Regions from separate parts of the Homo sapiens genome. Here region 1 is linked to region 2. A link is a contact called in ENCODE Hi-C or POLR2A ChIA-PET data. All regions are on one chromosome and are shown on one strand. The core of a region is the stretch at or near the end of the contact, and the rest is flanking DNA. Distances in the headings are between cores, read along the strand shown. Region 1 holds the start of LAP3 (leucine aminopeptidase 3). Region 2 has its middle 15 kb from the start of SNORA75B.

The links. A loop is a pair of places that touch in the nucleus more often than their neighbours do. ChIA-PET counts read pairs that join two places held with the same protein, here RNA polymerase II (POLR2A). Pooled maps may share reads with other maps.
Region 1: a loop to region 2 is called in a map of naive thymus-derived CD4-positive, alpha-beta T cell, with 13 times the contacts of the local background. The contact joins the promoter of LAP3 here to the enhancer-like site in region 2. A Hi-C loop is called at or near these places in 5 of 168 maps with a recorded cell type or tissue (CD4-positive, alpha-beta memory T cell, CD8-positive, alpha-beta T cell, GM12878 and 1 more) and 13 of 50 pooled maps. POLR2A ChIA-PET finds 5 or more read pairs at or near these places in 2 of 52 experiments (GM12878 and activated CD4-positive, alpha-beta T cell).

The regions. Positions count from the first base shown.
Region 1 is chr4:17,573,299-17,578,447 of GRCh38, reverse strand. It overlaps LAP3 (leucine aminopeptidase 3), which reads right to left and starts at 1,250. Exons shown (of 13, transcript NM_015907.3): 1 at 881-1,250. The coding sequence starts at 982. RefSeq lists enhancers at 703-902, 1,243-1,602 and a silencer at 973-1,182.
Region 2 is chr4:17,333,717-17,338,334 of GRCh38, reverse strand. No RefSeq gene overlaps it. Among named protein-coding and RNA genes, the nearest start is that of SNORA75B, 15 kb to the right of the region's middle. Within about 2 kb of position 1,699, at least 6 of the 41 ENCODE cell types and tissues checked have a DNase peak (open chromatin) inside an H3K27ac peak, as active enhancers do.

The DNA of each region.
Region 1 (5,149 bases), core at 1-2,500, 240 kb before region 2:
CACCAAAGAAAACGGCCTTCCTTGGCATTGGTAACTCTGCCAGGTTCTAACTTCCCTAAGATTGTTCACTCCCCGGGAATCAATGGAGCCAACTGAGCAACTGTTATCTGGGTAGGCTGTGGCACAGTACTGGAGATAGCACTGGTCAGGCGACTGGTCCCTCCACCACTGAGATACCTGCAGGAGACTGGAGCTCAAGCTCCCCCTAGAACGTTCTTCTGCAGGGACAGTCATCTCTTTCTGGTGCTTAGGCATGACTCCCAAGCTTGTGCTGGTTCCGAGAGCCATTCCCTTTGCAGATCCTTCACATCTGAAGAGCGACCTTCGTAATTTTTTGGAGTTCACTTTTCTTCTGGAAGATGCTCTTAATTCTGGGAAACGTGGGTCTCTCCCCAAAGCCCTTTTCTCTAGAGAGGCATGCTTTTCCTCTAGAAACCCTTCCAAGCTACTTAACTCCCTGACCTTTCACTTCCGCGGGGGAAGGAGCCCTGTGACTCTGGGACCTCAGAAACCCTTTCACCTTGGCAAACTCGGGCTTCCTCCAAGCTCGGATGGGAGCCCCACCGCCGCGTCTTTCCCCGGGTTACTGCCAGGACCGCGGGTGACGACTGGAGCAAGTGCGCGGCCGAGTGGAGCCGGGTAAAGGGCGGCTACAACCATCACCCCCTAGCCCCGAGCAGGGGAATCGCGCCCTCAATACGACCGCTGGGGTCCTCAGCGGCCTAGGCCGATCCCCGCAAGGAGAGAATTTTTCTTTTAAACTGATTTTTGCAACTTGGCTTGGGCGCCCAGGACACCGCGGCTTCGACCAGCCCCGCAGCCCCAGTAGCCCACGGGCAGGGCCCCAGCGGCGGACCATGAGCGAGCCGCCGCCTCTCACCTTCGTCATGTCTGCGGTGGAGAGACTCCGGCTCCCGAAACGTCTCACGGCCAGACGTCGGACGACTACTCGCCCCGCAGCCGGAAGAGGCAGCAAGAACATCTTGTCGGCTCGGCCCCTCGCACCGCCCTCCAGCGAGCACGTGGAGAGCGGTGGGCGGGCGCGCCTTGGGGCGGGGCTTTCGGGGCGCAGACGGCGTGCGCGCGGACTGGCTCGGGCGCCGGGCGAGCGGACGTGCGTCTAGGGGGCGGGACGGATGGGCAGCACCGGCCGACTGGACCGCTGGGATCAAACCGCGGTTGTGGAGGGGACTCAAGGGTGCGCCCGCATTCGTGTGCGCCCGCATTCGTGTGCGCCCGCATTCGTGTGCGCCCGCGCATGCGGGCGGGGGCGAAAAGGCGGGGCTTCCGGACGCGGTTGACAGTCCCGGGAGCAACGCGAAGTAGAGGGGCGGGACCGATATGGTGACGTCACACGATGGGTGGGGCGGAGGCGGGGCGAGTTCTGCAAGCGGGCGTGGGCGGAGCGCTGGGCAACTCCCGGGAAATAGAAACTGAGTGCCAGAGCTTGTTGTCAAGGTTGCTGAATAGACGACTGCATAGTGAAGACACTCCCACTGAGTTTTCGTTTGTTTGTTTGGTTTTTTTGAGTCGGAGTCTCGCTCTGTCACCCAGGTTGGAGTGCAATGGAGCGATCTCGGCTCACTGCAACCTCCCGCTGCTTAGTTGAAACGATTCTCCTGCCTCGTCCTCCCGAGTAGCTGGGATTAGGGGCGCCCGCCACCACGCCCAGCTAATCTTTGTGTTTTTTTGTTGTTTTTTTGGATTTTTTTTTTGAGGCGGAGTCTCGCTCTTGTAGCCCTGGCTGGAGTGCAGTGGCGCAATCTCGGCTCACTGCAACCTCCGCCTTTCGGGTTCAACAGATTCTCCTGCCTCAGCCTCCCGAGTAGTTGGGACTACAGGCGCCCACCACCACACCTGGCTAATCTTTGTATTTTTAGTAGAGACAGTGTTTGGCCATGTTAGCCAGGCTGGCTTTGAACTCCTGACCTCTGGTGATACACCCGCCTCAGCCTGCCAAAGTGCTGGGATTACTTACAGGCGTGAGCCACCGTGCCCGGCAACTCTTTGTATTTTTAGTAGAGACGAGGTTTCACCATGTTGTCCAGGCTGGTCTCGAAGTCCTGACCTCGTGATCCACTTGCCTCGGCCTCGCTAAGTGCTGGGATTACAGGCGTGAGCCACCGCACCTGGCCTGAGTTATTTTTATTCGTGTCCTTTCATCTGTTCCACAGGTGCAACGGTGTAAATACTGTTTTTGAAAATGATGTAACACTATTAGGTTCGTTGACTCGTGCACATAGCAAGTCAATACGCCCAGACACCAGGGTTGCAGCAGAGAAAGAGGTGTAATCGTGGAGTCGCCAAAGGAGGAGATGGGAGGAAACCTCAAATCCATCTCCCTGAGGAATTTGGGGTCAAGGTTTTTAAGGGTTTTGGAGAGGGCTATAGTGTGGAGATCGTTGATTGAAGAGTGCAGGGTGAAGTCATGGGACAGGGCGTTGAAGAACCTGTATTCTTAAGCTGACCCCATTCCTCTCTGGGGATCTTCAAACTGGTAGCTGGAATTCAAGGTCTGAAAAATATCTTAAGCGATCCTTAAACAGAAAGCTTATGATTCTAATGTCAGAGATCCTGTCTATAGGAACAATGGGAATGCAAATGGTCAGTATGTAGTGCTAGGTGACTTTTAGCAACAAGGAAGTGGGCCAAAGTACAGCCTGATTAATGCTTAATTATAACTATATTTCTGCCTAGAACTTGGCATGAAATTTTTGTCAACACAGTGGGGATGGTTTCAATAGAAAGTTTTCAAGTAGTGCTCAATATTTTTATATATTTTTATTTTCTGTAAAGCGTTTTGTTTTTTTTAATTCCTTATTTTTTACTTTTTTTTTTTTAACGGAGTCTTGCTCTGTCACCCAGGCTGGAGTGCACTGGTGTGATCTCAGCTTATTGCAACCTCCACCCCTGGGTTCCAGCGATTCTCCTGCCTCAGCCTCCCAAGTAGTTGGGATTACAGGCGCCCGCCAACACGCCTGGCTAATTTTTGTATTTTCAGTAGAGATGGAGTTTCACCATGTTGGCCAGGTGGGTCTTGAAGTACTGACCTCAAGTGATCCACCCGCCCTGGCCTCCCAAATTGCTGGGATTACGGGCGTGAACCACCGCGCCCGGCTGGTTTTAAATTTCTCATTGTAAAAAAGTACACAGCTGAATGCAACTCGGAGAATATGGGTAAGCACGAGGAGGGATACAAAAATTGTTCTTAATAATGACACCAGCCAGCTGGGTGCAGTGACTCATGCTTATAATCCCAGGACTTTGGGAGGCCGAGGTGGGAGGATCGACTCAGCCCAGGAGTTCAAGACCACCCTGGGCAAGGTAGTGAGATACCCATCTCTACAAAAAGTTAAAAAATTAGCCAGATGTGTGCCTGTAGTCCCGCTAATGGGGAGACTGAGGTAGGAGGTTTGCTTGAGCCTGGGAGGTTGAGTCTGCAGTGAGCCATAATTGTACTACTACACTCCAGCTTAGGTCACAGAGCAAGACCCCATCTCTTTTTAAAAAAATTACACCACTGTTGATCTGATTGCAATTTTAGCTGAGGTGCAGGGGTGTGGGGAGGCTTACACCAGCTGCAGTGAGCAAAGTCTTCACCTTGAGCTCAGTTGCAGGAAAGAAAGAATGTCTATTTCACTCTCCAAGAGCTAGACACTCCAGAGGAGAGATTTGATCTTCCTCTCTTGAAGGCTGAGTGGGTTGGACTGGTAGGTCCACTCTGGCTTCCACCTTCTCTAGATAGTTAAAATGGAGTTGCATCATAAACTCAATAAACTCACCAAATTTTATCTATATTTGCTCCAAAGACAGCGAAATCTTTACATTCACTTTACAGCTCTTCCCTCCTTCCAACGTGATAGATCAGGCCGCAGTTTCTGAAACTAAAAAATGGAATGCGAAAACCTGTCCCCTCCTTGGTATGTGAGTAGAGGGTCTCTGAGCTTCAGAGGCATCCAAGCCTCAGAGCTGTAGGTTACCCTTGTCTGTATCTGCTCAGCTGAATTTATTACCTGTTTTATTGACTTGCGGGTCCAGCCTGAGACTCTGGTGTATCATTTACTTTTCTCTTTGCTTCAAGGACCACACCATTTACATTTTCACATGCCTAATGGTACAAAAGAAAAGTACATTTCACAGTCTACAAATAATCAGGATTGTGGATCACTTTGGGATGAAAGATTTAGTCATCCTTCAAACCCTAAGTTTACAAGGTGCTTAAGATGTTTTTCTGTTAGAAATCATGGGATAAAAAAGAATCTAAAACAGTGTCCCTGTCTTCAAGGATTTTATTATTGTAGAGGGGGCAAAACTTAACCTCTACCATCTTAGGGTCTCCAGCTGGGCCTGAGAATTAAGTTGACATAAGACAGATTAACGAGAAAAACATATTAATTGGCTGGGCACAGTGGCTCACACCTGTAATCCCAGCTCTTTGGGAGGCCAAGGCAGGTGGATCGCTTGAGCCCAGGAGTTCGAGACCAGCCTGGGCAACATGGCAAAACCCTGTCTGTACAAAAAATACAAAAAAAACAGCCATATGTGGTGGTGCATGCTTGTAGTGCCAGCTGCTCGGGAGACTGAGGTAGGAGGATCACTTGAACCTGGGAGATTGAGGCTTCAGTGAGGCATGATTGTGCCAGTGCACTCCAGCCTGGGTAACAGAATGAGACCCTGTCTCAAAAAATAATAATAATCATATATATATATATATATACACACACACACACACACACACACACACATATAAATTTTATTTAATAGTTTTGCACGTACTTGGAAGCCCTTACAGGAAAATCGAGACCCCCCAAAATGGTTAGGCCTAAGTGCTCATATACTAGGTTGAACAAAAATAGTAATTTTGAAAAAGTATATTTATATGGGAAAACTAAAGGAAATAAAGGTTAGTCTAACAAGAGTTGTTTGTACAGATTTCTCTCGGCCTTGACTCTCCCTCTTTGGTGATAATGTTCCTTTCTTTCTGGTGCAGGGAGGGCAGCATTCACATGAGAGCTGATCTCCTGCTTTCAGGAAGTAAAGAGAGGCCAGAGTACCCTTCTTGCATCTGCTGTATTTTAAGTGCCTTTAGCTCAAAAAAATCTTTATGTCAAAGTTTTATATTCTGCTGTCCTCTATTATCTAGTAGAGG
Region 2 (4,618 bases), core at 450-2,949:
TGAATTGCCTGGGATGGATTAGGCTGAAACCAGCACATCTGGACAAGTAAGACTGAGGCTGGTCCCATGGCTGGGGCGGCCAGGCATTTTCCTCAGCTAGCAGCATCAGTACACCCCCCACCAAAGAAAGACCATTTCCCCAGTCTCTGTTTTCTGGGATAGTTCTCTGGAAAAACTCATTTAGTTGCTACACCCCATTTCTCTTACTTGCAGAGCCCTGAATTCTCAGGCTCTCTAAGTGTGAGCTTTTGTGGGCCCAGTTTCAATTCATATTGCCTCATTTTCTCAAGTACCCTAGTGGATAAAAGAAGGCTGGGCATGGTAGCTCACGCCTGTAATTCCAGCACTTTGGGAGGCCAAGGCAGGAGGATCACCTGAGGTCAGGAGTTTGAGACCACCTGGCCAACATGGCAAAACGCTGTCTCTGCTAAAAATACAAAAATTAGCCAGGCATGGTGGCATGCGCCTGTAATCCCAGCTAGTTGGGAGGCTGAGGCACGAGAATCACTTGAACCCAGGAGGTGGAGGTTGCAGTGAGCCAAGATCGCACCACTGCACTCCAGCCTGGACAAAAGAGTAAGACTGTGTTTCAAAAAAATATATGTCATTCTGTATAAAATAGATGGCATGGTTTTACTCATTTCCTCACTGATTTCCTCTAGGATGACATATTTGAACACGTTTTGTATGCCTGGCCCTATCCTAGGCACTAGGAGCTCTCAAATTGCTCACGGGAAGCTGACAGCAACCCAAAATGCAATATTAACATTGTAGGAATGAAGAGTATGGACGATAGAATATTACTGTAAAGGAGGGAGAGATTAGATTGGCCTGCAAAGAGCAAGTGAAAGATCATGGAGGTATTTGGACTGGGGCCTTAGATTTACCAAGGGATTCAGGCAGAGGGAGTGGAATAAGGAGGCAAGGGTGCTAAAAGTCATTGCTTCCCAAAGGCTGGCTCATGTAGGATCAAATTGTTGAATGATGAATTTACTTAAAATTCAATTCACTTTCCCCATTCCCCCCAACTTTTTATTTTGAAAAATTTCCACATTGTCTCACTCTCTCACACTCAGTTTTTCTTTTAGCTGAACATTTGTAAACTGCAGACATGATGACACCTCAGCCCAAAATTCCAGCAAAGGTCTCCTATGAATAAGGACAATCTACCCCATAACCACAATACCATCAGTACACCTTTGTGTGTGTGTGTTTTTGCACACTTTTCAGGGGCTTATTATTGTTTAGTCTTTTCAGGATTTTAAAAACAATAAAACAAATTAAACAAGTAGGTTACATTATAACAAAATGCAAAGGCAAAGTGACCGAAGTGTTCAAGAGTAAATAAAACAGAGGGCTATAGGCATAATGAACAACAAGAAAACCCCTTCATTTATGAAATGCTGCAAATTGGCTCTGAGTGAAATGAGCTGGAAACACAAATTACTTTGATGTGGTTTGAGTTCAGGTGTCTCTTGCTGCCAGAGAGCGTGTGAGGCGGATGTGACTCAGAGAGAATGGGTCTCGGGGTTCAGATTTTATCCCCAAGGCAAAGGTGAGAGGAAAGTTTTAAACATGACAGTGACATCATCAGCTATGTGAGAGGTGGCTCTGCATCTCTAGGCGGATGGACGGAGAGGCTGTGGGAAGTGGCAGGCTGGCCGGGCGTGAGGCTTTGGCAGTCGCAGGAGGGAAGATAAAAATGGCCTGAACCAGGGCTCGGGGCCTGGCCAGGAAGGACGTCACTGTGGTGAATCAGAGGAAGCCCACCATCTGCCTCAGGCCCTCTGACCTTCTGGAAAACTACTGAGTTGTGTCAAAATTACAACAATAAACTATGGAGTTCTCAATGGTGCCTTTCCCCCCGTCATGGAGAAAACTAATCATGTTGCTAATTGGCATGCCTCTTATTTTGCATAGACACATTCCTAATAATAAAAATACCTGCAGTGTCCCAGGAATGTGAAATGCCTTCATTTGGTTTGCTTTCACTGCAAAAAATCTAATAATTTTTTTCAGGGTAGAGATGGGTGGTAGTTGACTTAAAGAGTAAGAATATTACCTACCTCAGCACAATTAGCAAATCAGTTATGGTGGGACTAGATATTGACTTTTGCTTTAATTAGGTATCAGGAAAGATACCATTCCTGGAGGCCAGCATATTTTCATTTTTATTCGGATAGCTCTCAAGTGTCTGATGAAGTAAGTAAGAAAATGTCTTGAGGAGAAATGGGTTTGTTAAAGATAACATGTGTGATTTCAAACCTGAAAATGTGTTGTAGATAGACAAGAAAAGGTCCTCCTTCTTTAATTACTACTGCTCGAAATTAACAACACCATCATCAGTGTATTGATTGTGCAGGAAAATGTGTTTACTCATGACATGCTCACAGATGCTCTGTGCTGGGAGTTGGGCTCTTAAGAGGACCTACTTGGGAGGGCAGTGAGATCAGGATTGGGGGTGGGGGCATCCTGGAACTTGCAAGAGCTGCTCCTGGGGTTGGATGTGGAAGAAAGGAGGAACTTGCAGGTCGAGAGGACTGGGAGTGAACGAACAGGTGTCACAGATGCAGAGGCTACACAAAGTCATGGAATCCAACTGGACTCCACGCTGGGGAGTGGGATGTAACAGATAAGGGGAAAGTGGGAGAAACAGGGCAGCCAAGTCAAGAGCATGAGCTGGCTTAGGCCAGTAGAATGCTGACTAGACCACATTGGGTGATTTACCCCGCTTGGGGGTGAGGCTGGGAAGGGGGCACTTACTTGAGGGGTGGTGGTGAAGCAGTTTAGACATTTAAGGGGATTTCCAAAAGGAAACCAAATCATAAACAGAAAATACTTTGACTCAGGTATATAGGCATCATATGTGTGTTCATATTGCACTTCACAGTGATCCCCTTATTTCTGTTTCCTAGAGCTGCTGTAACTGATTACCGCAAACATGGTGGCTGAAAACAAGAGAAATTTATTCTCTTACAATTCTGGGGACCAGAAGTCTGAAAGCAAGAAGTCAGCAGGGGTGGTCCCCCAGGCGGTTCCGGGGAAGAGTCCGTCCTTGCCTCTCTCTTAGCTTCCGGCGGCTCTGACCATCCTTAGTGATCCTTGGCTTGTGGACGGATCGCTCCAGTCTCTGCCTCTGTCTGCACAAGGCTTTATCCCTGTGTGTCTGTCTGTGTCTGTGTGTCTGAAAGGTCCCTGTTCCTTTCTCTCACCATCCTTGAATTTAGAGCCTGTTGTAAATCCAGCATGATCACATGCCGAGATCCTTAATTACACCTGCAAAATCCTATTTCCAAATAAGGTCACATTCACAGATACTGAATGGGGGTGGGGTGGGTGGAGGTGGGGAGGCTTAGGACTTGGACATAGCTTTTTGAGGCCCCTGTTCACCCCTGTTACCAAGTGTATTAGTCTGTTCTCACATTGCTATAGAGAACTATCTGAGACTGGGTAATTTATAAAGAAAAGAGGTTTAATTGACTCACAGTTACACAGGGTGTACAAGAAGCAAGGCCAGGTAGGCCTCAGGAAACTTAACAATCATGGCAGAAAGCAAAGGGTAAGCCGGCACATCCTACATGGCTGGAGCGGGAGGAAGAGAGAGAGAATGGGGAGGTGCTACATACTTTCAAACAACCAGATCTCATGAGAACTTACTCACAAGACAGCACTAGGGGAATGGTGCTAAACCACTAGAAACCACCCTTGTGATCCAATCATCTCCCACCAGGCCCCACCTCCAGTACTTGGGATCACAATTCAACATGAGATTTGGTTGGGGACACAGAACCAAACCCTATTGCCAGGAGTAAGAATAAGATACTGTACTACTTATCCATCTTGTGCTCTAGACTCTGCAAGGAGAAAACTGAAAAGGATGAAAAAGACACAGAATGTGCCCACAAGTTGCTCATACTCTAGTGGCAGGGAGGCAGGCAGGCCCTACAGTCCAGTGTGGGACTGGGCAGTAGTGTGGCCAGGGGCAGGAAAAAATGAGTAAATTTGCTATGAGACCCCAAGTCAGGAGGGTACCAATCTTAGCCTGGGGTCAGGCTGGGCTGGGCTGGAAAGTGTTCCTGGAGGAGATGCTGGCAGTAAAGAACAGAACAGGGTGTGAAAGGTGGGGAGAGGCTTTCCAGATGGAAGATACAGCCTATGCACAGGTGCAGTCAGAGGCAAGGGGAAGAGAGCACGGTGCAGGTCGGAGCCATGGGTCTGAATGGAAAGCAGAGTCTGAGGCAGGATGGAGGGAAATGGGGCAATGAGGTAGGGAGGGCTCCAGGCACCAAGAGCCCGGCATATCAAGGCAGGAATTGGGACCTTGCCTTTAGAGCAGTGAGAAATCATGAAAGTGCCTTGAAAACTACCAATTATTCTAGAAATGTGAATAAATGTGACTAACACTTTTTGCTGTATGCTGGACATTTGTACTTAGTAAAAGGAATTATTTGCAAGAAATATAATTTTGGCACTAGAAGGAAAATATGAATGCTTTGGTATTGCTAAAATTACTTTTTTGAGCCAGCCCGACATTAAATTTGAAAAGAAAAATATTTAAGAAGAATGACTGAAAATGAGCCCCATCTCCTGGTAGGAGAGAAAATGCGGGAAGGCTGAC